Regions from separate parts of the Homo sapiens genome. Here all the other regions are linked to region 5. The links are chromatin contacts, found by Hi-C or POLR2A ChIA-PET in ENCODE. All regions are on one chromosome and are shown on one strand. Each heading gives the region's core, a stretch centred on a gene start or an enhancer-like site at or near the end of the contact. The rest is flanking DNA. Distances are from core to core; before and after follow the strand shown.

Evidence for each region. A loop is a pair of places that touch in the nucleus more often than their neighbours do. ChIA-PET counts read pairs that join two places held with the same protein, here RNA polymerase II (POLR2A). Pooled maps may share reads with other maps.
Region 1: a pooled map shows a loop between it and region 5 (12-fold over the local background). The contact joins the promoter of ZFP14 here to the promoter of ZNF227 in region 5. A Hi-C loop is called at or near these places in 6 of 50 pooled maps.
Region 2: a pooled map shows a loop between it and region 5 (5-fold over the local background). The contact joins the promoter of ZNF613 here to the promoter of ZNF227 in region 5. A Hi-C loop is called at or near these places in 4 of 50 pooled maps.
Region 3: a pooled map shows a loop between it and region 5 (8-fold over the local background). The contact joins the promoter of ZNF565 here to the promoter of ZNF227 in region 5. A Hi-C loop is called at or near these places in 5 of 50 pooled maps.
Region 4: a map of B cell shows a loop between it and region 5 (8-fold over the local background). The contact joins the promoter of ZNF790-AS1 here to the promoter of ZNF227 in region 5. A Hi-C loop is called at or near these places in 1 of 168 maps with a recorded cell type or tissue (B cell) and 1 of 50 pooled maps. POLR2A ChIA-PET finds 5 or more read pairs at or near these places in 1 of 52 experiments (activated B cell).
Region 6: a pooled map shows a loop between it and region 5 (8-fold over the local background). The contact joins the promoter of ZNF850 here to the promoter of ZNF227 in region 5. A Hi-C loop is called at or near these places in 6 of 50 pooled maps.
Region 7: a pooled map shows a loop between it and region 5 (10-fold over the local background). The contact joins the promoter of ZNF529-AS1 here to the promoter of ZNF227 in region 5. A Hi-C loop is called at or near these places in 6 of 50 pooled maps.

What each region holds. Positions count from the first base shown.
Region 1 is chr19:36,377,660-36,380,998 of GRCh38, reverse strand. ZFP14 (ZFP14 zinc finger protein) reads left to right here and starts at 1,798. Exons shown (of 5, transcript NM_020917.3): 1 at 1,798-1,836. RefSeq lists a silencer at 1,602-1,691.
Region 2 is chr19:51,925,610-51,928,882 of GRCh38, reverse strand. It overlaps ZNF613 (zinc finger protein 613), which reads right to left and starts at 1,411. Exons shown (of 6, transcript NM_001031721.4): 1 at 1,343-1,411. RefSeq lists enhancers at 1,473-1,772, 1,628-2,391.
Region 3 is chr19:36,213,160-36,216,207 of GRCh38, reverse strand. ZNF565 (zinc finger protein 565) reads left to right here and starts at 1,543. Exons shown (of 5, transcript NM_152477.5): 1 at 1,543-1,586. It overlaps ZNF146 (zinc finger protein 146), which reads right to left and starts at 1,102. Exons shown (of 4, transcript NM_007145.3): 1 at 1,012-1,102. RefSeq lists enhancers at 859-1,048, 1,159-1,588.
Region 4 is chr19:36,795,876-36,799,096 of GRCh38, reverse strand. ZNF790-AS1 (ZNF790 antisense RNA 1) reads right to left here and starts at 1,547. Exons shown (of 6, transcript NR_040027.1): 1 at 1,286-1,547. RefSeq lists an enhancer at 1,256-1,325 and silencers at 1,746-1,905, 1,916-1,985.
Region 5 is chr19:44,210,893-44,214,378 of GRCh38, reverse strand. ZNF227 (zinc finger protein 227) reads right to left here and starts at 1,847. Exons shown (of 6, transcript NM_182490.3): 1 at 1,794-1,847; 2 at 1,135-1,289.
Region 6 is chr19:36,771,505-36,775,041 of GRCh38, reverse strand. ZNF850 (zinc finger protein 850) reads left to right here and starts at 2,235. Exons shown (of 5, transcript NM_001193552.2): 1 at 2,235-2,317. It overlaps LOC728485 (a long non-coding RNA gene), which reads right to left and starts at 1,889. Exons shown (of 2, transcript NR_164117.1): 1 at 1,533-1,889. RefSeq lists enhancers at 1,975-2,134, 2,275-2,414 and a silencer at 2,401-2,695.
Region 7 is chr19:36,572,047-36,575,478 of GRCh38, reverse strand. It overlaps ZNF529-AS1 (ZNF529 antisense RNA 1), which reads right to left and starts at 2,130. Exons shown (of 5, transcript NR_173348.1): 1 at 1,924-2,130; 2 at 579-658. ZNF529 (zinc finger protein 529) reads left to right here and starts at 2,187. Exons shown (of 5, transcript NM_020951.5): 1 at 2,187-2,339; 2 at 3,087-3,146. The coding sequence starts at 3,133. RefSeq lists an enhancer at 2,041-2,130.

The sequences.
Region 1 (3,339 bases), core at 549-3,048, 7.8 Mb after region 5:
TGCCACCACACTCCAGGTAGGGTGACAGAACAAGACTTTGTTTCAAAAAAAAAAAAACTTAGTCAAAACAGAGAATATGGAGGAGCTATTTTAATAATTCTTTTTATTGTTTTTTTAATGGAGTGTTGATTTCCTTACATAAATTTAATTGTAAACATGTACATAGGACCGTGATTTTGAATTAAAAAAATACTTTGGGCCTTCGGCCTTCTTAGTAGTTTTTTTTGTTTTGTTTTGTTTTCGTTTTTGTTTTGATACGGCGTCTTGCTCTGTCGCCCAGGCTGGAGTGCAGCTGCACGATCTTGGCTCACTGCAACCTCCGTCTCCCTGGTTCAAGCGATTCTTCTGCCTCAGCCTCCCGAGTAGCTGGGACTACAGGTGTGCGTCACCATGCCCAGCTAAATTTTTTTGTATTTTTAGTAGAGACGGGGTTTCACCATGTTGGCCAGGCTGGTCTCAAACCCCTGACCTCAGGTGATCCACCCGCCTCGGCCCCCCGAAAGTGATGGGATTATAGGCGTCAGCCACCGCGTCTGGCCACCTTCTTAGTAGTTATAAAGTAGCTCAGATTTTTCATTTATCTCCTATTTCATGCATATCCTATTGTTTGCAAAATGAAACCAGATTGCCGAGGCATTTTCAAATATCTTCTAAAGTTTTATATTCTTAAGGAAAGAACAAATTCTTTCATGTATTAACTAATATATCAAAGAATTTGGGATACAGAAGATGCCTCAGGGTGGTCCCTGGTGGGCTTATCCCATTTCTTTCCTGAAGGAACGCAGGACAGGACAAATTCAGTCTCATTGGAGACAGACCTCTCCAGTTAGTCTTTTTCTTTTGAAACGGAGTTTCGCTCTTGTTGCCCAAGCTGGGGTGCAATGGCGGATCTCAGCTCAATGCAACCTCCGCTTCCCGGGTTCAAGCGATTTTCCTGCCTCAGCCTCCTGAGTAGCTGGGATTACAGGCGCGCGCGACCACGCCCGGCTAATTTTTTGTATTTTTAGTAGAACAATACATTCACAACTGCAGGAGATACGAGACACACACACACACACACACACACACACACACACACACACACACAGAGACAGAGACAGAGTGGGAGAAAGGGAGAGGGCAGTGAGCACGAGCGACCTTTCTAGGTTTACGTCCTGCTCCAGGTTCTGGTGGGCTTTGAGAGTATTTTCATTGCATGCCTGATGTGTGCCCACACCTTGCTTGGGTGTATGCAGTGAGTAACTGGTAGGTGTTTAGTACACATATTAGGCATCTGCTGGTGCCAAAACTTCTTTCTAAATCCTCCGCGGCTGAGCCTGGTGGCTCACGCCTGTAGTCCCAGCACTTTGGGAGGCTCAGGCGGGAGGATCTTTTAAGCCCAGGAGTTCGACACCGGCTTGGGTAACATAGGGAGATCTGGTCTCTATAAAAACTTAAAAAATGAGTTGGGCGTGGTGGCGCGCGCCTGCAGTCCCAGCTACTCTGGAGGCTCGGGTGGGAGGGTCGCTTGAGCCCGGGAGGTCGCGGCTGCAGTGAGCTCTAATCACGCCACTGCACTCCAGCCTGGGCGACAGAGTAAGACCCTGTCTCAAGAAAATAAACAAATAAAAGTCTTCCTCAGCGACAAAAGCAAACGCAAGCCCGAGCTCGCCTCAGCCCCACGCAGCGCGGAGGGCCTTCCCGCCCCGAGCGCACCCGGGGCTCCGGCCCCCGCGCATGCGCACTCCGCGCAGCCCGTTGGGGCTGGAACCAGTCCCTCCCATCGGCGGACTACATTTCCCACAGGCCTCCGCTCGCAGTTCTTTCCGGCTTCGCTGCTGGTGTCGGCTCCGAGAGGTGAGTTGGTCGCTTGCACCGAGGCAATGGGCGCGGGGGTGGCGCGGGGGCGGCGCAGACCTCAGTGTGAGCCAGGAGGCAGTAGCTGTGGAGTTTGTGGCGCTGACTGGGCGCCGGGTGCCCTGTTGCGTCCTCTGCCTTCTCGCTTCAGAGCCGCCCAGGTCCAGCGGCCCGGAATGGCTCCGAGTTAGATACAGGAACCCCGGAGTGAATGAAGGCCCCCAAACAAAAAGACGCAGTCTGAAGAACTGCAGATTGCACAGCTTTACCCGAGCTCCCTCCCATGGAAACTGCGGGGAACTCGGAGACAGATCCCAGCCCCGTCTTCGTGTACCTGGCCTTTCGCTCTGATACGGGAAAGGGTCAGCTTTATTCCAGGCTCCCTGTTATTTCCATCGGGTTTTGCGCGCAGTAGACGGAGGGAGCAAGTGCGCTAGCGGGGGTGTGTCCTGCTCAGCCAAGGCCGGCTCCAGGAAAGGCCCGCGGTCTCAAGATTCCCGTCTCCTTTCCCAATCCTGCTGTTCTTTAGGAAGGCAGCGGGGAGAGGAGGAAATGATTGCTGTTGCATATAGACAAGTCAACATCCAGATGAGTTTGTGTTTCCGTTTTGTTCCATGAAGTGTAATTTTTATTTTTTCTGGGCGTGGGGGCATTTGCTTTCCTCTTCTGTGGAATGAAAATCAGCTCGGACTGAACAATGAAGCAGCTCTGTCATTAATCAGGCTAGGAAGGAAGAGACAGATAAAGCCAGTTGCAAAATTAATAGAAAACATGATTTCTCCCCAGGTGGTGCAGTAGTTGTAAAATGGCATAATGACTCCCTCTTTGAGAGATTACAGTTTTCTTACCAGTGATGTTCTAGACTTGCTTTGCTGTTTTCATTTTATTACTGGGGATACCCTCTTGATTACACTCATGATTGCATTCAATATCTCATTAATCCCTGCCTCTCCTAATCTCACCTCGGAAACAGCAGCCATTCCAGATTGCAGCTGTCATTAGATCCTCCTTAGAATCTTTCAGCTGGAACTCAACCGTTTACGAAAGAGCTTTTCTCGTCTCTCTCGTCCATTCTATTCCAACCCTTCCTGTGGAATTTTCTCCCTTTCTGCCAGTCAATAGATATGATTTTGTCAGACTATGCGGGCTTGTTCCAGTTAATCTTCAGCTAGTTAGACTTTAACCCCTGAAATGTCCTGTCCACTGACCTGGTGCTTTGGCCTTCCTTCCCAGTGAATGATGGGGTGATGAAGGTAGATTCCAATTCCTACCCCTTTCCAGTAGGTTTGTTTTGTTTTGTTTTTTTTTGTATTTTTTGAGATGGAGTCTGGGTCTGTTACCCAGGCTGGAGTGCAGTGGCACGATGTGCTCACTGAAACCTCCGCCTCCCGGGTTCAAGCAGGATTCTCCTGCTTCAGCCTGCCAAGTAGCTAGAACTACAGGGATGAGCCACCGCACCCGGCCTCCAGTAGGTATTGACATGAGCATTTGGCAGTAATTTAG
Region 2 (3,273 bases), core at 162-2,661, 7.7 Mb before region 5:
TCCTTTTCTTTTCTTTTTTTTTTTTTTTTGAGGCAGGGTCTCACTCTGTTGCCCAGGCTGGAGTGCAGTGCTCAATCATAGTTCACTGCAGCCTAGAACTCCCGGGGTCACGTGATCGTCCCACCTCAGCCTCCCGAGTAGCTGAGACTACAGGCGTGTGTTACCACACCCAGTTAATATTTGTATTTTTTGGAGAGACAGGCTATGTTGTTCAGGCTGATCTCCAACTTCTAGGCTCGAGCAATTCGCCCACTTTGGCCTCCCAAATGCTGGGAATATAGGCGTGAGCCACCGCGCCAGGCCACCTTACCATTTTAGATTTGATTAATCTTTGATCTTCCCCAAAGCTTTCCTATTTACCAGGATGAGAGAAAGGAGAGATGTGAGAAGTCAAATGAGATTTGTAAACCAGTCCTTGCAGAGAAACTTAAAAGGGACTGAGAGGGAATGTACCGTTGGACCTGAACACACACACCAATCAGGATGCCCTGGCTGCCAAGGCTTCAGCCTTCACAAGCTTCTCCACGACTGTCACATCTAGACCTCCCTAACATGGTCACACCCCCTTAGATTAATCCAAAAACCTGGACCACACACCTAGGTTCACATGAACCCGGGCTCCTCCTCACTGAGTCGCATATTAAATCCTGATTACAGCCTGGAGCGAAGGCTCACGCCCGTAATCCCAGCACTTTGGGAGGCCAAGGTGAGAGGATCGTTTGAGGCCAGGAGTTGGAGACCAGCCTGGGCAACATAGTGAGACCCCCGTCTCTGCAATAAACAGATAGATTAGATAGATAAATTAGATAGATAGATAGATAGATAGATAGATTAGATTAGACAGATTAGATAGATAGATAGATAGATAGATAGCGTGGTGGCGCTCACCTGTAGTCCCAGCTACTCGGGAAAGCTGAGGTGGGAAAATCACCTGAGCCCCGGGAGATGGAGGCTGCAGTGAGCCACGATTGCGCCACTGCACTCAAGCCTGTGTGACAGAGCGAGACCCTGTCTCAAAAATAAAAAATAAAACCCCGAATCCGAAGCAGACACAGTTTTCCTTGACAAAAACCACTCCTCACTCCAGTCCTCAATCACCGAGCCCTACAGAGTGACCCGCAAAGGCACCAAACCCTGATCACGGACTTCCAAGTGTTGCTCTGGACAGACTCTGACCACCGACCACTGGGATCCCTCAGGGCTGACTCCGGAGACGCCCCAACCCCAATACCCCGACTCCCACTTGCTCCCGCTTCCCCCACAAACTCCACGGCTCCGCACTAAACGGACGCCCACAGACACCCTCCTCCCCTCATCCTGACAGACAGACCCACACACAGACCTGATTTTGCGGGGAACCCACCGAGACTTCCCAGAACCTGCACTTTCCTGAATTATTCCACTTCTGGGCCCTCCCCCAGCCTCCAAGCCGGCCTACGGCGGCCGAGGAAGGTCTGAAGTTGCAGGTGTACGGAGCACGGACGACTGGGAGGTAGTAAGTTCGCGTCCTCTCGTCACGGATACTGGAGGCAGCCATCTTTGAATCCTGCACGTACGGAAGGTAAAGTGGACCTTTTCTGCCCAAGTATTCAGGGATAGCGCGGGACGGTGAAGAACTCCATATTTTGGCACCTAAATCCTGCGCCCAAGTTTCATTTATTTTCAGAGGGTCGAGCTTAGCCAAGACAAACATGGTATGGCTACGTGCACCTTAGCGGGCTGGGGAGAAAAGTCATCCGCTTTGCACAAAGAATGACGGGAATGACACAATGGGCGCGGCCATCTTAACACTTAGGTGTCCGTACAAGTGAAAACGCTTTCTCCACAGAGGAAAAAGAGCAATCGCACCCTGAGTCATATACCGCGAAAACGCATCTAGCTACATGTGGAGGACAAGAGGAAGATTTTTGAGGACCAAAAGGGTGTGGAGAGGCAATCGAGGTACGAGGATATTGTTCACCCCGTCAACGGAAAGTGAAAAAACAGCGACCCCTGGAACCTCATTTACATTTGAGGGACACGGTCACCGCCCAGTGCAGGTAAAGAGAGCAGCCACCAGCCAACCGGAAAAGGAATCCAATGCGGGAGGCGGGAATTTTCCTTAAGAGAGAAGAAGGGCCTTCCCTCTGCTGTAGGTGGAGTCAATCTTAACGTCGGGGCTTTCGGAGAACCAAGTGCCTAAAATTCTGGAAGGAATAAATAAGGCGACTCTGGGAGAATGAAAAGTTGTGCAAGCCCGGGCGCGATGGCGCACACGTGTAGTCCCAGCTACTGGGGAGACCAAGGCAGGAAGATCGCTTGAGCCCAGGAGTTCCAGGCTGCAGTGAGCTATGATCGCACCTATCAATAGCCACTGCACTACACAGCCTTGGCAACCCCTTCATGAGGAAAAAAAGAAAAAAGAAAAAAAAAAGTTGTGCAAGAAAAGTAATCATAGGATACTACCTGACTGACCTATAAATATTATTTACATAGTCATCATAACGTAAATTCTAATTCTGATCCAACCTAAATTAAGACAATTCCATTGGAAGAATGAGAAGGAAATTCCTGCATGCAGTGGAGTGTTTATATTTATAACAGAGTTTTCACGTGTCCTTCATGATACATCTATAGAAAATGCCCCAAAATGCAAACTCCATTTCAGAAACATACCGTGTTACTTAAAATATCAAATCTGTGAAGAGTGAAAAGCTTTACAGAACTATATGACTCCTTAGGAGAATTGCAAAATAAAAGCAAGAATCTTATGACTCAGGAATTCCACTCCTAGATACTTATACAACAGTAATGAAATGATATGTCCTCACAAAGACTCACAAGAATGTTCTTAGCACCTTTATGCATAATACCCTGAACAGGAAACAGTCCAAGTGTCCATCAGTACATGAATGTATAAGCAAATTGCAGTGTAATCATACCCTGGAATACTACTGAACAATAATAAAAAACAAATCATAGATGCATGCACCAACATAGATAAATCTCAACAACCTTATGAAGGGGGCCAGCCTCTCCACACCTGTGGGTATTTCTCATCTGGTGGGATGAGAGACTGAGAAAAGAAATAAGACACACTGACAAAGTATAGAGAAAGAACAGTGGGCCCAGGGGACCAGCACTCAGCATACGAAGGACTCCTGCCAGCACTGGTCTCTGAGTTTCCTCAGTATTCATTGATCACTATCTCTACCATCTCGGTGAGGGGGATGTGGCAGGACTATAGGGTAATGGTGGGGAGAGGGTCAGCAGGAAAATATGTGAACAAAGTTC
Region 3 (3,048 bases), core at 294-2,793, 8.0 Mb after region 5:
CTTTATCTTTTTACTGCTATTGTAAATATTAGTTTTCTTCAACTATGTATTCTAACTGATATTTGTAAATTAGAAGGCTATTTATTTATAGATATTAACTTGGTACCCAATTACTTTATTTAACTTTTTGTAATTTAAAACTATGTCAATGACGACAGCGGGGGCGGGGTGATTTCCTTAGAAAACGCATCTTTGGAGACGTCAGTAGCATTCTCCATTACTTCACAAAATCCATACAACCTGAGAACGCCTCGACTCATTAAGGAATTAAGACACCTAGGATTTAGTCCAGACTCATAGATAAACACTGCAACAATTAAGCTTTCTTCAAAAAATGAGGATAACTGTGCCTAACCTAAAACCGTTGACTCCCTCATCCTGGGCGCCGTTATATGGGATTGCTTCTCAAAGCGTACAATGCTGTTTAGTCTAGGGCTTTGCTTAACAGCCCTATTTAAGTACCCCAAAGATGGGGATTTGAATAGTCTGAAGTAGGCACCCCGAAACTAAAGTTCCTTCGAAACACTCTCGTTTAATTAAAAAAAAAAGTCACGGTGATTTGCATGCCACTCCAATTAAAAAGAAATGCTTTTATATAAAAACTCGTTTTAAAATTATTCACCACTTAGCTTTTCCACCCCTTCAATTTTCAAGTAAAAAAGACGCTCCAGGAAGATGGCACCGTTATAATTATCAGCACTTTCGACAAGGGAAGTGCAGCTCAAACGTTATACCTCAATGCTGGTCTCCTACATCTCCCTCTTAGGCACAATCACACACAATCCCGCACCCAGTTTCACATTCACTCAACAATCCCAAACATCAGGTCAAACTTTGAGGACAAACTCGGTCACACTCGCTCAAACCCGCCTCAGAGGCCCCCATCTCCGCCCCGCACGTAGGCCAGAAGCTCTTACACCCACTCCCTGCCCTCGCGCCGCGCCCCTAAAGATCAGGAATCCTCCCCTTTAACCTCCCCGGTCCGACCGACCCGAGACGCCCAGATCCCACCTCCTACTTTCGCGCCACGTGGACCCAGGGGCCGTACTGACCCGCGGACAAAGACCAAAATGTCCACTCGGTGCGCTGCGCTTGCGCACTCGGAGAGCGAGGAAGCACTCCCAGAAGTCTCCGCGACGCGGCCCGCCTCGGTCACCGCGGCCAGGCCCAGGCTGGTACTGAATTACCTTCTATTACCAGCAACGTCGCTTCTCAGGCCTTGGACTACATTTCCCTTGAGGCTTTACTGGTCGACTCTCTGTCTCCTCCCCTCCCCCCGCGAACTTGGCCGCCTCCTTCTGTGACGATGGAGCTCTTGAGGTAAGTAGTCCTTTAGCGTCAGATGACTTCAAGCTTGCTGGAAGGTCTGGAGTGGCGACGCCCTCTCCGAAGACTCGTGGGCGCAAAAATGTCAAAACGAGCCAGGCCCCGACTCAGAGATAAGAGAACGCCATTCTGTCCGTGGCCGATCTAGCTCTGGACTACAATTCCCAGAGCCCACAGCGGCCTGACGTTACGTCGTTCTTGACGTCGTGGCGAGCTAGTTAGCTCCGCAAGGACCCGGACGCGACCAGGGGAGGCAGAAGGTGAGGGGTCTGGGAGTCCTGGGCGGGGCCGGGGCGTGTCCGGAGCCTCGAATCTGTGCGCGCAGGCGGGAGCTGGCTGCGGATGCGCCGTTCTGAATGTGTCTTTGTGGCTGTGTGGCTGGGTGTGGGTGTCTGCAACTGTGCACGTGTAACCGCCTGTCTCCAGGGTGTCTGGTGGTTTTTGTGTAACCATGTGTGATAGAGAGTATCGGGGTGCAGGGTCCTTGTGACCGGGGGTGATACTGCGTGTGTCCCCGTTGTATATGTGGCCTGTTCGCCCTGTTCCTGGGGTGTGAGTACAGTTGTGACTGTGTGACCACTGCGGGTGTGCGGTTGTGATTCATGTCTCCAAGGTGTGTGCGTGGTTTTGGTTGTGTGACACTGTGGCCGTGTGCAATTGCCTGTGCCTGTGACTGTGTGGTGACGCCGCTTGTGTATTCCTGTATCCCTTGGTGTGTGTGTTTGTGTGTATGTGTGTGGTGCTGTGTATGCGGGAGTGGGGTGCCACTGCTTGTGTGGGTTGCTTGTGTGAGTGTGACTGTGTGTATGTCCACAGTGAAAGTTCAGTTGTGACTGGGTGCCGTAAAGTACCAGTGATGGCGTGTGTCCCCTGAGTGGGTGTGTGACTGTGACTATATGAGGCATTTGTGGGTGTTGGTGTGTGGGGCTTGTGACTATACGGGAGTAACTGTATCACAGTGGAGAGTAGATTGTGTGACTGGGTGTGTCTTAGCGGGTGTGTGATTGTGACTGGAAAGATATTGTGACTGGAAAGGTATAGAGGTGTCTGTGATTGTGTCCTGTGTCTCAGGAGTGGATGTAGGGCCGGGTGTGGTGGCTCACATCAGCCCTTTGGGAGGCCGAGGTGGGAGGATCACTTGAGCCCAGGAGTTCGAGACCAGCCTGGCCTGTACAAAAAAAAAAAAAAAAAATTAATGGCTGGCACGGTGGCTCACACCTGTAATCCCAGCACTTTGGGAGGCCGAGGCGGGTGGATCACCTGAGGTCAGGAGTTCTAGACCAGCCTGGCCAACACGATAAAACCCTGTCTCTACTAAAAATACAAAAATTAGCTGGGCGTGGTGGCAGGTGCCTGTAATCCCAGCTGCTCAGGGGGCTGAGGCAGGAGAATCGCTTGAACCCAGGAGGCAGAGGTTGCAGTGAGCCGAGATCGCGCCATCGCACTCCAGCCTGGGGGACAAGAGCGAGACTTCGTCTCAAAAACAAACAAACAAAAAATTAAAAATTATCTGAGTGTGGTGGCCCACACCTGTGGTCCCAGCTACCCGGGAAGCTGAGGTGGGAGGATCTCGAGCTTGAGAGGTCAAGGCTGCAGTGAGCCGTGTTTGAACCACTGCATTCCAGTCTAGGTGACAGAGCGAGACCCTGTCTCAAAAAAATAAAAGAGTGGATGTGTGGTTATGTTTGTGTGACACTGACTGTATGTGCAGCACCAAGTGTG
Region 4 (3,221 bases), core at 298-2,797, 7.4 Mb after region 5:
AGTCAAAGGCATCAAGGTTGCTCATGAAAGAGCTGAGGTTACCAACTCAAGTGTAGACAAGAAAAGAGAGAGGAAAAAAATGGTAGCTCGGCAGGGAGGTCAGAGGGATAGCCAGGCTTAGTTTCCAGACATCCAGGAAAAGGACACCCATCTGAGTAATGGATTGAGAGTCAGTATTAAGATACGGAGAAATATCAAGGAGAAACATTAGTGGCTAACGCTGGACATTTCCACAGCTCTCACATAACCAGAAAAACTTAGCTTAATTTTAGTAACAATGTCAGAAGCACAAGCGTGCTGAGAATTAAGAACAAGGCCTTTGAAGAATGTGGGGACTGTTTTATAAAGCACTGAATCTTCACACCTCATGAAGACAGAGACCTGGAGCCTACAGGTGTCTCATTCACACTATGAAATAAATCCTACAAAAGTAAGAGATCCACTAACTTTTTAAAGGATTTAGGAAGATATATATATGAAATCAGCCAGGTGCGGTGGATCACACCTGTAATCCCAGCACTCTGGGAGGCCGAGGCGGGCAGATCACCCCAGGTCGGGAGTTCGAGACCAGCTTGACCAACATAAAGAAACCCCATCTCTACTAAAAATACAAAATTAGCTGGACGTGGTGGCACATGCCTATAATCCCAGCTACTCGTGAGGCTGAGGCAGGAGAATCGCTTCAACCCGGGAGGCGGAGGTTGCAGTGAGCAGAGATTGCACCATTGCACTCCAGCCTGGGCAACGAGAGCGAAATTCCGTCTCAAAAAAAAATAATAATAAAAAATAAAAGTTGTTTCTTTCACAAAAGTTACTCTACATACGTGCTCCAAAAATAAGATTTCAAAGACACTGGGGAAAATACTACTACTAAGATATCAAAACCAGGAACTTACTTCCTTTAAAACAATTCCAAACTAACTCGCTGCGCCTTTCACAGAAATTTCCCACAAGAAATATGATTTTATAAAGCCTGAGAAGTTGCTGCTGTTAGGAAAACCACCAAAACTAAAAATTGGTTTAATTAGCAACAACAACAAAATGCCATTTTAACTGGCTGTCCTTATCAGAGACAGTCCACTAAATAATGCAACTGGCAAAACGTGAGATTTTTTAAAGGGTGGGGTGCTTTATTATAAACATAATATAAACCAGGAATGTATTTTATTTAATAAACCTCAACCTGCCGGTCACTCCCTCCCTTCGAGGCGTTCTGCAACAGAACACCTGGCTAGAAATAAAAGGGCGTTTTACCCCAGTGGGATGAAAAAGCCCCGTTTTTTACCTTTAATCGCGAGACAATACGGGTCAGAGGTCAGGAAATTATGTCAGCACCAATGCGGGCGCCCACGAGTGCGGTGGACCGATGTGGAAGGGCCGGGACGCAGCCCGAGTCCCAGTTCCCGCCGTAGCGATGGCCGATTTCCCAGCCGCGGACGCTGAAAGCGAGGACTCCACGCCGATGACCCTTCGGCGTACCATGTCCGGCGGGCGCTTGGCCAAACAGCCCAAGACTGCGGAATCACACTCGCCACTGTGTACCTGGACGCCATCTGCAGACCCAGCGCCTGCGGGGATTCCGGAAACGGGAGAGCGGGCTTCCGGAAACGGTGACCAATGGGAAACGTGATCAGATGTTACTAGGCGAACAGTCCGTTTCCAGGCAACACAGAAGGAAGAGACGCTCTCAGTCACCCTAAAATAGACGGAGCTTTCAGCCAATGGATATGCAGGTTTGCTCCAGATTAGCCAATAAGAAGTGTTTGGGGCCGGCCGAGCGCGGCGGCTCACGCCTGTAATCCCAGCACTTTGGGAGGCCGAGGCGGGCGGATCACGAGGTCAGAAGATCGAGACCATCCTGGCTAACACGGTGAAACCCCGTCTCTACTAAAAATACGAAAAATTAACCAGACGTGGTGGCGGGCGCCTATAGTCCCAGCTACTCGGGAAGCTGAGGCCGCAGAATGGCGTGAACCCGGGAGGCGGAGCTTGCAGTGAGCGGATATCACGCCACTGCACTCCTGCCTGGGCGACAGAGCGAAACTCGGTTTCAAAAAACAAAAGAAGTGCTTGTGGCCGACCTTCCTACAAGCACAGCAGAAACTTTCCTGCGCATTTCTGCGCTGGAACGCCTACCCGCCGCGCCAAACCAAAACTTTGCAATCACGTTTGGTGCTGTTTCCTGCACTTTCTTGGAGATTAGCACCAGGCGCTGGAGACCCTCCCACCTCGCCCACGCCCACCGCCCGGTGAACACCGAGACCCAACCTTGTGCACCGCCAGTCTTGTGATCAACAAACAGGCTAGTAAAGTATAAAAATAAAATAAAGGAAATGTAGTCGGGCGTGGTGGCGTGCGCCTGTAATCCCAGCTACTCCGGAGGTTGATGCAGGAGAATCGCTTGAACCTGGGAGGTAGAGGTTGCGGTGAGCCGAGATCGCGCCACTGCATTCCAGCTTGGACAGCAAGAGCGAAACTCCGTCTGAACATAGTAAAATAAAATAAAGGAAATGGGGCCGGGCGCGGTGGCTCACGCCTGTAGTTCCAGCACTTTGGGAGGCCGAGGCGGGCCGATTACTTGAGGTCAGGAGTTAGAGAACAGTCCGGCCGCCAACATGATGAAACCCCCGTCTGTACTAAAAATACAAAAATTAGCCAGGCGTGCTGGCGGGCGCCTGTAATCCCACCTAGTCGGGAGGCGGAGGCACAAGAATCGCGTGAACCGGAGAGTTGGAGAGTTGGAGAGTTGGAGAGTTGGAGAGTTGGAGAGTTGGAGGTTGCAGTGAGCCGGAGGTTGCAGTGAGCCGGAGAGGCGGAGGTTGCAGTGAGCCGAGATCCCGCCCCTGCGCTCCAGCCTGGGCGACAGAGTGAGACTCCGTCTTAAAATAAAATAAAATAGGCCGGGCGCGGTGGCTCACGCCTGTAATCGCAGCACTTTGGGCGGCCGAGGCGGCTGGATTGCCTGAGCTCAGGAGTTCGAGACTATCCTGGGCAACGTGGTGAAACCCCGTCTCTACTAAAAATACAAAAATTGGCCGGGCGCGGTGGCTCACGCCTGTAATCCCAGCACTTTGGGAGGCCGAGTCGGGTGGATCATCTGAGGTCAGGAGTTCAAGACGAGCCAGACCAACATGGAGAAACCCCGTCTCTACTAAAAATACAAAATTAGCCGGGGTGGTGGCGCATGCCTGTAATCCAGCTACTCGGGAGGCTGAGGCAGA
Region 5 (3,486 bases), core at 598-3,097:
AAAAGAAAAAAGAAAATTTTCATAATAAGAAAAAAACTACTACACAGAATACCAAACCTATTTTGAGAAACATCCATAGCATATACTAAAGGGAAACACATTAAAGTGTTAGCAGTTTTATTATAAGTAATTTAAGTTTTCTGAATATAACATCACTGTCCAATAGAAATATACTGAGACACATAAATAATTTTAAATTTTCTAGCAGTAACATATAAAAAAGGCAAAAAAACAAAAACAAAAATAGGTGAAGTTAATTTCAACAACATAATTTAAGCCAATGTATCCAAAATATTACCATTTTGACATATAATACAAAAAATTATCAATGAGCCATCTTACATTTTTTGTACAAAGTTTTTGAAATCCAGTGTGTATTTAACACTTACAGCACATCTCAATTTGGACTAGACACATTTCAAGTGCTCCTAGGGCACACATGGCTTATAGCTACTGGATTGGATAGTGCATCTCTATAATGAGCATTCATTACTTCTATAACTAGAATATGACATATTTTGACATGGAATGAAATTAAGTAAGTGAGATGTTGCAGGATTTTTCTAAAAAATTCAAAATTCATCAGTGCAGTTTTTGAGGTCTTCCACAGTAAAATCCATACCTACATTCCCAAGGCTGATTTCCAACGACTCACCGGTAGCCATATGGATTACTATTTAAGATAACTGAAGACGACTGTATCATTGAGATTAAGACCACAGACTCAGAAAAAGGAATAGAAAATAAACAACAACAAAAACCAAAGAAACAAAAACAAACAAAAAAGATCACACAGTCTGAAAAGGAATGCTTGGGTTCAATCCCAAATCCACCTCTTACTATCAGTTGAATAACTTCGGGAAAGTATTTAATAACATAAACTCTGCCTAATTTCCTCATAACAAAATAACAAGACCTACTTCATCAATAGCTATGGTCCACAGACGAATGCCTTAAAATCAAAGTGGTAAGATGTTATTGGTAATACTCATTTCCAAGTAGTTTTCCTACCCACTCTCACATTTATTCAACAAATATTTCATCATTTTTCAGTAGTAACTTACTGAGTGACGGAAACTTGATTAACTGAAAGGACAGAAAATGGAACAACAAAGTGCGTTCAAGAGCAGGTACCTGGGGCTATGCTGGGAGAAGCCAAGAAGTCCCTCCTTCCTCCTCTTTGCAAATTCGGAGGCGGTGAATAAAAGGATGCTGTCAGCACGATGGAGTCTCTATCCCGGATAAACGGCGGTAAACATCCCCACGCATTGGAGCCCGATGACTCAATCCTTCTTAAAAAAAAAAAAGATCTGTAAAAGTTCGGGAAGAGCTCGGTCTCCTGAAGGATACGACAGAAAGGCCATGGCATAAAGCCCTGACTTTTCTTCTCTCTTCACTGGAGCTTCCAGTAAAAAGGGCGCTTGTGAGGGAATCACTGTATCAATAGCAGGAGCCAACCCAGTATCAGGTGCCACCACTGTTCTAAGGTTTGACCCGTATTATCTTGTTTAATTCTAATTACAACCCTACACAGTAACGACTATCTTTATTGCTATTTTAAAGATGAGGAAACAGGAGCGCGGATCATAGGTAACTCGCTGTTTATTATACCCACAGAACTAGCGGCGCTGCTTGCCAAGTGCGGGAGGAGAGCAAACTTCCCGCCCTCGGCCTCTCGGCCTCCGCCGCGGCCGCGACCTCTCCATCCCAAGACTGATGGCTGGGGAGCGCCTATTCCCAAGCACAGGCTGAAAAGGTTCAAGAGGGGTCGTGGGGGTGCAGGGCTGACTCACCTCCCGGACCCAAAAGATGGTGGCGGCCTCGCTTTCCGGGGCGGAAGTGGCTCTGCCTGCCCAGAGCTCCTGAACTACCCTTCCCAGAAGGCCCGCGCTCCTGCGGCCCAATTGTTTCCGGACAGAGTTCTGGAATACGTTTCCCAGAACTTCCAGAAGGAAAAACCATCCAGGTGCCGCCCTCTTCGCGCTTGAAAAAAAAAAAAACAAAAAAAAAAACGGAGCGAGCGAGTGAGAGAGGGTTACGGAGAGTGTGACAAAATTCTCGGAGCTCCCGGACTACAACATCCAGAATCCTCTTCACGGCTTATTGCTGTTTAGCCAGGCTGAAGCAGTTCTCTGATGTCAGTGGAATTTAGGTTTTTCTTATTAACAAAAAGTAACAGCAAATATGTGAAGAATTGGAGCCCTAAAATAAAAAAAGACTCCCAGCACTTTGGGAGGCCGAGGCGGGCGGATCACGAGGTCAGGAGTTCCAGACCAGCTTGGCCAATATGATGAAGCCCCGTCTCTACTAAAAATATAAAAATTAGCCGGGCGTGGTGGCGCGCGCCTGTAGTCCCAGCTACTTGGGAGGCTGAGGCATAAGAATCGCTTGAACCCTGGAGGGTGCAGTGAGCCAAGATCGTGCCACTGCACTCCAGCCTGGGCGACAGAGTGAGACTCTGTCTCAAAAAAAAAAAAAAGAAAAAAAAAACTATTATAAGAAACAGATCACGTGATCCTGTACTAATAGAATTATACCCACCACTTCCAAAAAAAAAAAAAAAAAGGGCAGAGGAAACCCTTTAAGTTTTTACATTTAACAGGATCGACTAATAGAAAAACTACTCTTTAGATACTAAAAGAATGAAAGAGCAATCAAAAAATGCAACGAAGGCAGAATATATTATGGATTTCCACTTTTCTTAATAGCACAGTCATATAATTCAGAACAACTTGCTTACTGAGGATAGCTAGACATAGAAAACACAAGCTTTGGCATATGGTAGATCAACTCCACAAAGCAACTAGGGCCTCTGTAATCATTCCTCAAGGAGTTTCTGAATTTGAAAGATGAACAAATTTATTACTTCAGTGTTTAAACCTTGATCTTTATTTGCTTAAATGTATAATGGAATTGATGTTTCCAAGAATTGAGGGTTGAAAGAAGAGAGCAATACCTAAAAATATCCACATATCTACTACAGTACATGTTTGCAGTTCTCATTTACTAAATATATATTCTTTATTCTGTTATATACAACTATCTCTTATAAAGAACCAAGTATGTGCCAGGAACTAGTTCAAACTATTCAGACTATGGGACCCTCACTACATTTTCACAACTTTTTTCTTTTTTTTTTTGTTCTGTTTTGTTGTTGTTGTTGTTGTTGTTGTTGTTAGACAGAGTTTGGCTCTTTTGCCCAGGCTGGAGTGAAGTGGCATGACCTCGGCTCATTGCAACCTCCGCCCTCACACAAGGTTCAAGCAAGTCTCCTGCCTCAGCCTCCCAAGTCGCTGGGGTTATAGGCACCCCCCTCCCCACCACGCCCAGCTAATTTTTGTATTTTTAGTAGAGACGGGGTTTTGCCATCTTGGCCAGGCTAGTCTTGAATTCCTGACCTCAGGTGATCCACCCGCCCCGGCCTCCCAAAGTGCTAGGATTACAGGCATGAGCCACCACACTTAGCCCATTTTCACAACTTTTTTA
Region 6 (3,537 bases), core at 986-3,485, 7.4 Mb after region 5:
AAAAAATTAGCCGGGCGTGGTGGCGGGCGCCTGTAGTCCCAGCTACTCAGGAGGCTGAGGCAGGAGAATGGCTTGAACCCGGGAGGCGGAGTTTGCAGTGAGCCGAGATCACGCCACTGCACTCCAGCCTGGGCGACAGAGCAAGACTCCGTCTCAAAAAAAAATAAATAAATAAAAATCTAGAACATGGATGTCCCCTTGCTTTAGCAGACCTAGCTGATCACACAAGGTCCTGTATTGTTAGGCTGCATCACAGGCCGCAAAGACCCAGGTATCTATCCAGTTGTTAGAAACCATCCTGAGAGTTAGATACCACTTTTCTGTTGGAAATACAGACCATTTCCTGAAGCCGTATGGTTGAGGTAAAACAGGCCTTTTGCAGTCTTATATTTTGAGTAAGGCCAAAACTGCCTAGTGTTACAAAACCAGACAAAAAGCCCAGGTACCCAGTCTTGCAGGATAGAAATGTGTGACTAAAATGAAGCATCGATCTGAGAAGACTACAAATGAGCGGGAAAGATTGGACAGGAGCATGCTATACATTATTTAGATTAATGTTGATATTTAAGGAGCCAGGATATTGGTTTGTTTTTGAGGGGTGCCCATCTACTTTATGTAAGAAGCTATAAACTACACTTCTTTCAGTTTCTGCTTAATCCTTGCTCAAACAAGGAATAATTTCTTATTCCAAAGTAGACATTGGTACATCTTTTACTAGGTACATAATTTGGGATGAAGTCTGATAAAGCTCCTTAGAAGTACTTACAGTACACCCTCACAAGGGTGTACCATCTACCCATGGTTTAAACAGAAATTAAAATTCTACCTTCGTGGAAAAATTTGCCAAGTTTTAATGGATTCAGTGCTCATTAAAAACTTTTAGCCTGTCTTGATCTTTAACATAATTATTGGTGTGAAACAATGGCTTCTGTGGAAAATTAAAGTTTTAGTGGTTTGCTATTTGTGAAATACAGGCTTTTTCATGTATCATATTAGCATATAAGCTGGCTTAATCATTAGTACTGATCTTCAAGTTACTAAGACACCAGATATTTGTTACTTTGTAATTTGAGTTTTTAAAAAAATTCCGAAATTGGCTTTTCGATGTGTGAAAAGGACTACTTATTAGATGCTTGTTTTTAAATTTACATTCAATTAATTAAAGCTAGACTCTTTATATTCTTAGGCTTGGTATACTATTTGTATGTTTTGTAGTAAGTGTATAAAAATAATACCTTTGACTTTGTATAAAAAAAATCTTTCTTGCTTTAAAAGCCATGTTGGATTTGCATTCTAGACCGTAATAAATATAACTACTTTAACATAAAAATCTATTTATGTTGTTTATCAGATATTAGGGGTTTTTTTCCCTCTCCTGTCAACCTCCAAATAAAATCGATGCTCCAGAATGATGCCCTCTTATCATAATTTTACAAATACCTGGCTCCAAGGTTACTACCTGATACAAAAATACAATGCTGGTCTCCCAAACAGGCAACTCACATTGACACTCACACAGCTTCCACTCACACCTGCGATCACAAGGCAGCATCTTCGGGCCCTCGTCGGCCACGATCCGCTCCCAGAGAGCATTCGCGCACAATCTTATCCCATCCACGATTTTGATTCCTTTTCTCCCACTTCTTCAACCCTATCCGGGACGAGACCATCAGGTCCCACCTCCACCTTCACCTTCATTTTCCGCGCAATGCAGACTGAGCCCTGGACTCACCCATATACAGATTGAATTGTCCGGTCAGTGTTTCATCCCCTCTGCATTCTGAGGGCGAGTTAGCATCTGGGTGCATGAGTTCCAAACTAACAGCCAGGACCAGGCTTGGAGCCAAGAATCCTTTGGCTCGCATCGTGGCTGGGTTGACCGCTTTTCTGCCCTGGACTACATTTCCCATCGGTTCTACCGTTCGGGGCTACTTCCGCCGAGAACCGGAAGCACGTTTTCCTGTGTCTTACCCCAGATAACAGAGCTGCCAGGGATAATCAGGCCTGACCACTCTAGCGGGCGAGCCGGCCCCATAGCGAGCCGCTCGGCATGAGGGCTCTGCGATCCTCGTTGGAGAGGAGCGGTAAAAGGAAACAAGCCAGGCTTGGAAATGAGAGGCATAGGGAAGCCCGCAGTCGGGCTCTGGACTACATTTCCCAGAGGATCCCGCAGGCCGACGCCACGTCTCGCGAGATTTTGGCTTCCTCTTAGCCAGGTGGCGGGACCGTTTGCTGTGCCGATTTAGCTGCCGCCGCGCCTTGGAGTCCTGAGGAACTTGGCTAGGCTGGCCCCGAGCGGAACCAGAGAATGCTGAGGGTGAGGAATCCGGCTCCGGTCCTTTTGTGTGTGGAGGGCTGAGGAGAGGAGTTTGCGTGTGTGATCGCGATGGCTGCCGTGGGTCTCCGTGGTCTGTGACTGTGGCTGTGTGGTGCTGACTCTGGGTGATCAGGTGGGCGCTTGTGACTGTGCGCGCCCGGAGTGGGTGTGTGTGTCCTGGACGACCCTCGTTGTGCGTGCGGATGTGAAGAACCGGTGACTGTGTGGTTGGACTGCGTGTCCCGGGGTGGGTGTGTGACTTTGCGTGTCTGTGCAGTACCTTGTGTGCGTGAGTTGCAGGTCTGTGGCTGTGCAAGTGCAACTTGTGTGGCCCCTTGGTGTATGTGAGAGAGGAGAGTGTGATTGGCTGTGAGGCAGTGGGTAAGTGGATATGCGGAGGCATGTGTGCGATTGGGACTTTGTGTGTCCCCTTGAGAGAAAAAACTCTTTAGGCAGTTAGGGTGGGACCTTGGTAAAAGTCCTTTAAACAGAGAAACAGCCTGAAAAATCAGGCTGCAGGCATACATAAGGAAAACTCCACAGGGGGGTTGTCCTGAAGACATTCCTCAGCTGCACTGATAAGGGACCGAGGCCCAACATAGAAACGCCTTTGTCCTTTGTGTGACCAGCGGGCTTCCACGAAATAGTCGCTTCTTTTGTGGGCATGTACACGGTGGGCTCTGTTAGATTTTGAAGGGAAGGCGAGGGTTAAAGAAAGAGAGAGAGTTGGCGGCTCTATGGCGGGGACCAACTAAATGCCAGAGCCCACTGCCGCTTCCAGGCTGGGGTAATTACAGGCCTGGGCAGGAGGGGTCTGGGCGGTATGGCTTGTTGCCTGGGAGAAAGTTGATAAGGATGTTTCTTGGGCTTTTGCCCAGCAGGATGTGATAAGGAAGTCAGGCGGTTGGGAAGGATGTTTCGCACAGCCCAAACCCGGGTGGAATGTTTCCCTCTGACCAGGGTCTGTGAAATGGTGGGGGCTTACGAAACGGTGCAGCTTGGACTAACAGGTTCCGGCGGCCACTTTCCTTTTTTGGACATGCTTTAGACTGTGAGCGCGGCCTCTTTGAATCATAACTTCACCCCCTCATTGGTCCCGGGCCAAGCTTTCACTTCAGCCCCTGATTGGTCCCGGGCCAAACTTTCACTTCAGCTCCTGATTGGTCCCGGCCCAAACTTTCACTTCAGCTCCTGATTGGTCCCGGGCCAAACTTTCACTT
Region 7 (3,432 bases), core at 881-3,380, 7.6 Mb after region 5:
GGAGGCGGGGGGATGGGTGGGAGGGGACCTCAAATCTATATAACTATTCAAAGTGGTAGGGATGAAAGTATTTTACTTCTGTGCTACATATGGAGTCCTCATTTCAACATATTGGATTTAGTTTGTATGATGTTTCCAGGTAATGCAACCCTGTCATCTAGAAATTATAATTTTACCTCCTAGTTTCCAATGCTTGTGATATTTTAGTTATTAGAAACTGTCATAATTCTGCAAGCAAAATGAAATACACCAGACACACAGAGTTCTTCAGTCATTAACATCACTTACATAGTGATCCATTTTCAGTTATCATGGAATGTACACACAAAACCATGATAAATAACAATTAGCACAGACACATTCAGTTTCCTGTGATCTTACCTACTCCACAAAGCCACAATCCTATGGATCCTACATGACATTCACAACCCTGTTGAGCCCATCTTATAATTCCATACAAACATAGCAAAGCAAACTCAGAAACTACTTACTCCAGTTACACAATCTCACACACACAAATCACAACTAATCATTCTAAAAGGCTTATCAGCTTCTTGGAAAGTTAAATGTAAACTTACCAATTACCCAGCAACTTTTCTTCTAAATATTTGCCCAGGAGAAATGGAAACGTGCCAGCTTTATTCGTAATGTATAAAACCTGTAAATATGCCAAATGTTCAACAACAGAAAAATGACTACACAAATTGTGGTATATTTGCACAATGGAGTGCTGTTCAGAAAAAGAAAAATGAACTACACATGAAATCTCACACACATTAGGGTAAACTAAAGGAGAAATATGGAATTCCGGAACTGACAGTTACAGTGACACAAATCAGAACTATGGCTGTCTCTGCTTTGAAACTGACTGGAAAGGACACCAGCAAACTCCGGTGGTGCTGGTGTTGTAAACCAAAAATAAAATCCTAAGCACACCCAGACCATCTTGAATGGACCCCTCCTCTTGGCCAGGGCATTCCTAACCTGAAAAACTAGTAAAGCCATGATGGAAAGGCGGGGGTGGGCGGGTCGGACATGCTTCATTATACCCTCCTCCATTTTGGAATTACTGATAGAAAAGACCCCAAGTCTGAAAAGAAACATTTACAATCTATTCTCTGTGAAGCGTGCTACCTGGAGACATTCCTAAGTCTTACGTCAATAACTCTTTCAACCCATTGCCAATCAAATAATCTTTGAATCTACCTATGACCTGGAAGGCCAGCCACCTTCCAGCTGTCCCGCCTTTCCGGAGGGAATCAATGTACATTTTACATGTATTTGATTGGTGTCTCATGTTTCCCTAAAAGGTATAAAACCACATATATCCCGTCCACCCTGGGCACAGGTTCTCAAGATCTCCTGAGGGCTGGGCCACCGGCCATTGGTCACTCATATTTAGCTCAGAATAAGTCTCTTCAAATACTTTAGAGTCTGAGTCTTTTCGTCAACAGTGTAAAACACGCCCTAAGGCAGACACACACACACTGAACCGCCGCTACCTGCCAGATTCCATCTGGGGCCTTTCTCATGGTGCAAAACGGACAAAAACTCCAAGTCACCCTCAGGTTTACGACCACGGGTCACATCCTGAGGCCCCCACACTTAGAAGCCAGAGTGGAGCAAAACCTCGCCCGACTCAGGCTCCGAGTTCTCCCCTCGACCCTCCCCAGCCTAAAGGCTGTACCCGCTTCAGGCCTTCCCAGCCCGGCCCTCCAGTTCCTTCTTCGGCCTCCCTCAGCCTGGGGTCCGGGTTTCCTCCTCGGCTGAGCAGCCGGGTCCGCGACTCCCTTCACCCTCCCCGGCCCGGGCTTCCGGTTCTTTCCAGAGGTGAGGCAGGGGCCACCTAGAATTCCGCGGCCCCCCACCTCCCCCAAGACCACCCTCGCCCCAGCTTCCTGTTCCCCATTCTGTCCTCCCAACCTGGGTTCCCGATTACTGCCTCGACTTCACCTTGCCGTCAGGGACCACCAGCCGCCTCTTCCGCGCCTAGGGGACGCGCAGCGGCAGCCTCTGCTGATGGCAAGGGTCTGCGCACCCGGAAACTCCAGGGTCTGGGGCGTGGTGCGGCCCCTGCGGCCAGCGGGCTCCGCTTGAGCTTCAGGGCTCTTTCGTTGTTGGACTACGTTTCCCACAGGCCTCAGGGCCGCGGATGAACTTCGACCTTTGCTTCCTTTTCCGGTGTTGTGGTTATTGAGTTAAGCCTGGCGAGTCGAGGTGACCCGGGCCGGGCTGCGGGAGGAGCTCGCGGTGAGGTGGCCCCGCGCTGCCGGGCGAGGTCGGTCCACGTGGAGCCGGGAGCCTGAGGCCTCTGTACGCGGGAGCTGCGGACGATGGTGGTTAGTGCTATTGTTTACGACGTCATTGTGGTGTGTGTGTGTGAGAGACGGAGACCCTAGTGTGTGCCGTGGGTGCTGTTTGATCGGACTCAGGACGGTGAGTAGGGGCGGGGTCTATCGTGTGACCCTGGTCTACGGTGACGTGATCGTGTGACAGCACTGTTGTGACCAACTATAAGTGTGAACGGGGTAGAAGTGTTTTTTTGTTTTTTTTTGTTTGTTTGTTTGTTCGTTTTTTTCCGTGAGCCTGTAGGAGTTTGTTTTGGGTAAAGCGTCATTTTTCCGACTCTGTGATGTCTGTGATGGAATCTCTTCGTGAGGTCTTATACACACACACACACGCATATAGATAGATTACATAGATGATATATAGAAGATAGATAAATGATAGATAATAGATAGATAGATAGATAGATAGATAAGATAGATAAATGAAGTTTCCTGGGAAGACGTGAAGGGGAGGGCATAGGTGTAGTATTCATTCCTGGGATAACTCCCCTTGCATGAGTTTGGAGGCCATTTATACATTAAAGAACTACAGTATTTCCTGAGCTGTGTTCCCTAGAAACTGCTAGGCATTGGTCGTACCTTTTTCTCGGATGTGGGGAGGAGTCGACAGTATTCTAGTTTCCCTCTTCGATCTGGGTGTGTTTGTTGTGTGTGATGGGCTTTTCTGGTGGTGAACACTGTGTTCTTATTTAACCAGTCCAGGATGTCATGAGTCCTTTCTCCCTCTTGGTTATGTAGTTCTGCAAGTGAAGGCCCCCTGAAGTGGAAGACAGCATTGGTACTAATGGCCAACTCAAGGTTAGTTTTTTTTTTTGTTCATTTACCTGGTCCCTTGGTTTTCTCTTCCCAATTAACAACAGGACCGTAGAGATGGGTCCCCTTGTCCTCCATTGCCTTTCCAAATGCCCATTTCCCTTTCATTGAATATTCACATATGCATTAGGTAAATCATTCAATTCTCCCATGTGCTTCTTTTTTTCCAAAGGATTTTTATGGTATAGAAATACAACTCCTGGAGGAGAAGTTAAAACTTTTTTTTAGAATGTAATTTGTTAAGGAGGAGACGAGTGATTAAGTAGAATGG